2 separate regions of the Homo sapiens genome follow, and region 1 is linked to region 2. Evidence: chromatin loops called from intact Hi-C (ENCODE). Cell type or tissue: GM12878. All regions are shown on one strand. Links, peaks and the distances in the headings refer to the core of each region. The heading gives the core; the rest is flanking DNA. Region 1 has its middle 130 kb from the start of ZNF804B. Region 2 has its middle 89 kb from the start of STEAP4.

Region 1 (2,825 bases), core at 262-2,761, 230 kb after region 2:
CAGGGTGCACAGGTACACAGACATACCCCTACTCATTTATATTGGGACAATTTGGACATGCCAAGTCACCTAACCGTGTACATCTTTAGGATGTGGGAAAAAACTGGTGTACACAAGAAAACCTACGCAGACGTGGAAAAATTTGCAAACTCCTCATGGTGGCCCTGCCAGGAGTGGAATTTTTTTCTCATCAAGTTTAAAGGTAATCGACATTGAACGAAACAATGTTATTTGAGGAACTGCTACAATTTCATTACATACTCAAGTATCCCTAAACAATATATTATATAATTTTTTTGTTTTTAGTTTTCTTATTATCTAGTGTAATATATTTACACCCAACTTATTGTTTGTATTTCCTGGCCAACCGATTAAGTTTCCTCTGAAAACTTGAAAAAAATATCCAGTAATATGCTAGCACAATTGTATCATGGAAAAAAACATATAGGGACTATAGTCAAAAGAAGCACAATATTTTTAAGCTGAGATTCTACAGCAATTCACATGTTCTTAAAGATTCTTCAAAGATGTCTGATAATGTTATATATAAATATGTCAACATAAGCTGTCAATGTGAGCTAGATTTAGTGATTTTAATTCACTATTTATTCAATCATAAAATTAAATAAGCATTATGTCTTGTTTCACTATTATCTATTTTTATATAATTTAACAATTTGAAACCATATTTTAATCTAACATTATCTTCATATAATTTTGTAAACAAAATGGACATTATTAAAGATACAGAATACTGGAACACACTGGGGGAAAATCCACTAGTGAAAGAATCTGTAGTATATGTTAGATGGAAAGGAAACCTTTCTTTGAGAGTAGATACATGTTCATTCATTCATTTGTTAATTATGTAATTGTTATTTTGAATCAATGATATGCTAGACATTCTAATCTATGTGTGGGGGGTGACCAAATACACACATGGATTTCTAGAATTTTAATAATAGACTCTAAATAGTTTAGCCACCAAAGACATATTTGCTTATAAACTGTGATTAGGGCTGGGAAGAAAATGAGCAGATAGCCATATCAGGTGGAAAATGACCAGAAAAATGGAAGATAGAAATAAATTTCCATAAGAGGCAAAAGGAAAAATTTATAGAGAAGATTTCAATAGGCTGATAGAATTTGTAAAGATTTTGGCTAAAGATAAGCTTAGAAAGGAAATTTAAGTATAGGAGAAACATAAGAAAAATCACAGGCATCCAAAAATGTGGGATTTGTTCAGAGAGTATCATGCAATTCTGTTCGTTGAACACTTAAACAGTATTGACTCTGCACCAAATACTGGCCTAAATATTTATCTTAGCTCATTTACTCTTTACAGTCACTATTTCAGGGAGATTCTATTATTTTTCCCATATTCAGATGAGGAAATTGAGGCATGGAGAGGACAAGAAACTTGCTTAAATGTACAGAACCCAAAGGGGATCACTATGAACCCTGACTGGATAGATAGTGAATAAAGCACTGAGGAAGTAATCTGAGATTCTAGTTTGCTCATCTACAGTGTATATTTAGGGTAAAATGAAATAGAAGGCCAAGTTTGCAATTCTTTGCATAAGAGTATGAGTATTAATTATTGATCCTTTCTGCAGTGGGAGATGGGCTCCAAAGGGAGTAATAAACATTAGTGTTTGGCAATGTTTGTTAATGTTTGTTAGACTTATATTTTGGGACTGGCATAGACTTTGGTTCACATTGTTTTTAATCCTCACAATACAATGATATGAAACAGGGTTTCTTTGAATTGTATTCATTCTGAGAACAGTATGACTAATTGTGAGGATTCCATAATAAGCAAAATAGAGAACTGAAATGTAGAGTTCATTCTTCTCTTTCCTTTAACAATCTGCAGCCCTGGGGGCAGTGCCCAGCTCAGAAGGAAAGTTCACAGCCTTAAAATGGTTGATCACATACTTGTGTTGAGAAATGTTTTGAAATAAATATTTCTTTGAAATTCAATCTTCTCTAAGATTGCCTTGATCCGAATTCTAAAGTACAACAGATTGAAGCGTAATTAGACAAATCTTCATTTATTTCTAGTTTGCTCACATGATTAACTTACATGTACAAGTTTCAGTAACTTTATTGCCGAGGAAAAGGAAGCTCAGTGTTTCCAGAGATTCCCAAGCTTTTCGTTTCATTGGGCCTTAGTCATGTTTTCACAATGTTATAAGACTGAAAGGAATACTTTAGAGTTTCATTTATTAAGCAATAAAGTCTAAACTTTATAAATGCTTGTGTCCTAGCAATGTCTTAGATGTTTAGGGAAAATAATACACATAAGTTACAAAAATAATATGACATTTAATTTTTAGATAAGCACAATTACTTACTAATGATATGTATGTATCTAGTGAATACTGCACAACTTCTCAGATACTAGATCCAGACTAGACATAGCCGGGACCCCCATTTTATCAGTTCTACATTGTGTTTTTTTACTGCTTACTTGCTTATCATTGTAGTAATCACTGAAAACAAAACTTTGCAAAGATATGCCATTGAAAGGAATGTAGTATAAACTACTGTTAAAACTGAACTACTTCAACCTACTAGTTTGCAGTATCTGACAGATGTTAAGTATCATTGTGTTTCCCTTAAAACTTTAAAATATTCCACGGTTCTGGGTGAATTTTGTGGTTTTAACCCAGGACACAATTGCACAGGTAGTGAAACATCAGTATACATGATTCAGCACATTTTTAGAATTTGACCTGAGCACATTTCAATTTGCATCCAAACATACTGGATTCAAAACACATATTCCAACCCTAATGTTTTTATTTCAGATAGATTATCCC
Region 2 (2,825 bases), core at 213-2,712:
TTTTTTGAAGAACACAGGACAGTTATTTTACAGAATGTCTTTCTACTTGGGTATCTCTGATATTTCTTTATGATTACATTCAGGTTATGTATTTTTGGTGGAATACGTCATATGAGCTGTAATTTTTTCTCCTATCCAGAAGCACATTTTATTGGTGACATTAATTTTGATCTCTTGGTTAAGTTGTTGCCAGTCTTCCCACTGTACTGTTATTCCCATAATTTTGTTTTGGAGCTAAGAAGTAATTTGTGGGAAGATACCTTAAAATTTTTGTTCTTTTTAAAGTTTTCACCACTAGAATTAGCACCCACTGATGATTCTTGCCTAAGTCAATTTTTACAAGGTTGGTTGTAAAATAGTGATTTTTCTAACTCGAAAGCTTTCCTTTCTTTATTAATTGACATTCTACTATAAGAAAGTTTCTTACTTTCCCATTTATTTGGCTATTTATTATCAATAAAGATCCAGGGATTCTTATTCAACTCAATGAGTTATAATGTATCACTCTTCATATTTATTTTGATAATAAAATTATTCTAGATTTGACCAGTGAGAGTCCCTTCAAGTTGGCTTCTATATCTTCTTGTTATTCTCTTATACTTTTTAGCACTTATTTTTATTCTGGAACATGAAGATGTTTCTGATTCATTTCATACCTTCCATGTCCCAGCCCTAGGATTTAACCATTTCTCCAAGGACCCCTGGTTCCTTTTAGTGGGGAAAGATATTTGGAAACCAAGGTCTGGGTGATATTGTATTTTATTAATAAAGTCAATCATTAGAGTGAGCATAGTAATGTATGATTATGGGAGCAGATATTGTGAAAACTAGAAATTTGGAATAAAGTTGCTCATCAATTACTTAAACCAAAAAGGATGAACGCATTTAATTAAGAAAATACATAGTTAAATTTATGATAGTTGATTTTCAGTTTTTTTAAAAAGCATTATTAGAGTCAAGAAAAAGGAAACAATATTTTATAATCTATTATTTTTTTTTTTAACCAGTAAGCAGTGTTGTTTTTGTTACAAAAAACTGCCACAGCCTCATGCTTCTGCAAAATGAATGACACTGTTTAGGTCTAAATCAGTTGCGAAATGACCAAATTGTGGCAGTGACAAAATAGACTTGACATATAGCTACGTTGCAGATATGTATTTGAGAAATAGGGTATTGATGCAATCGATGAGTTTAAGAAACAACAGCTGATTCAGAAAGGAAGACATGGGCGATGGACAGGTCAGATCTGTGCTGTGGCTGAATCCTGAGGAAGTAGCAAAATATTACACTCCAAAGCAGGAAGAAAGTTAACAGAGATAACCACTGAAAAGTGAAATGTGGAAATCAAAAGCTCTGTCTAGAAAAATTTAAAAAATGGTGAATTAAAACATATAAAAAACAAAAGTAAGTTGCTCGACTAAGTCTGAAAACAATGTGTTGTTGTGAGAACACATACCTAAGTAGCCTCACAATACTAGGAATGAAGTTATTAATAAGTCTAACACATTTTCTTTGAGATACAGAAAACTTATTTATAAAACTTATATTAACACATATAGTAATGAAATTTATTAAGCCATATTGCCCCTAATGGCAGGATGTGGGATGGTGGTGGGTGTTACAGGCAGAGGGTTGGCTAATGATGTCACTTGCAAATATTCAGGGGCTTTACCATGTGGAAGAAGGTATTTTCAGTTTTGATGCTAAACAGGAAGTAACATTTCTGGCAAAAAGAGTAAAAATACTATGATATTGTCAAAATATGAAGAATACTGATGTTTATCATAGCAGAGAGAACAAAGACCCAACGTATGAGGTTACTTGGAGAAAGGAAGGTCACTGACTCATTCAGACTTTTCCTTTAGCAAGTAGAGGACGAAGTCAGTGTCTCACAGAACATGATGGAGGAAAACAAAGTAAGAATCAGTGGTTAATACCTAGTGCTTAATGATTTTACTGTAAGCAGTGCATGAGTGACAATGAAACATTTTGTGCAATATGCTAGAAATATCAAAATAGGACTTACATAGGGTACACATGATCACCAGACTTGAAAGAAGAGGACTATAGAACTGAGCAGAGAATACAATATTTTTGTGATGACTGTGACTGAGAGGCCTCCTCAATTCCTTAGTGAACAGAAATTGGAAGTTGCCATCAGAACTTTGTATGTCCTGTTTGCACTTATAGATAATAAAATGTGTTTAATTATTAATATACAAGGGGGTTGAAGAGTTTGGTTGATGGATTTCACCCTAGAAACCACAACTGTCACCTATGGGAAGCTGTTTGGTACAGGCAGACTTTCACTCAGTAATAACTTTGTTCAGGTGACTAATTACAGGATTTTCCTAACATTATAAAAGCCTAGAGATGGGCTTTTTGCATGACAAGAATAATCAGACCTGGAGATGAACTCATATTATGTGTGCAATGCTGATTAGAGCATAGACACTTGTTTAACAGTTTGTGCTGAATGACTATTATGATCACATGGGAGTTTTCACATTTCTCCCTGCTGTGGACTCAATTGTGTCCCCATCACCACACCCCCATCCAATTAATGTATTGAAGCCCTGACCCTCAGTGTGATGATATGTGGAGATGGGAACTTTGGGAGGTAATTAGGGTTAGATGAGGCCTTGGAGGGTAGGGCCTTTATGATGGCATTAGTGGCTTTATGAGAAGAGGAAGAAAGAGAGCTCTCTGTCTGCCATGTGAGGATAGAGTGAGAAGGTGGCCATTTGCAAGTGAACAAGAGGGCCTCACCAGGAAGCTCATAGGTTGGCACCTTGATTTTGGATTTTCCAATCCCTGGAACTATA

What was found. A loop is a pair of places that touch in the nucleus more often than their neighbours do. Peaks named below come from ENCODE experiments on the same cell type or tissue, not always from the same donor. Only the 100,000 strongest peaks of a DNase experiment are listed, where the experiment ranks them.
Region 1: it touches region 2 in a loop (6-fold over the local background); 1 of 110 quality-filtered maps calls a loop at or near these places.

The regions. Positions count from the first base shown.
Region 1 is chr7:88,627,047-88,629,871 of GRCh38, forward strand. No RefSeq gene overlaps it. Among named protein-coding and RNA genes, the nearest start is that of ZNF804B, 130 kb to the right of the region's middle. In GM12878, for the core only: no CTCF peak of the experiment used is centred there; a DNase peak (open chromatin) is centred at 1,825; H3K27ac peaks cover 1,242 bases.
Region 2 is chr7:88,394,742-88,397,566 of GRCh38, forward strand. No RefSeq gene overlaps it. Among named protein-coding and RNA genes, the nearest start is that of STEAP4, 89 kb to the left of the region's middle. In GM12878, for the core only: no CTCF peak of the experiment used is centred there; a DNase peak (open chromatin) is centred at 1,671.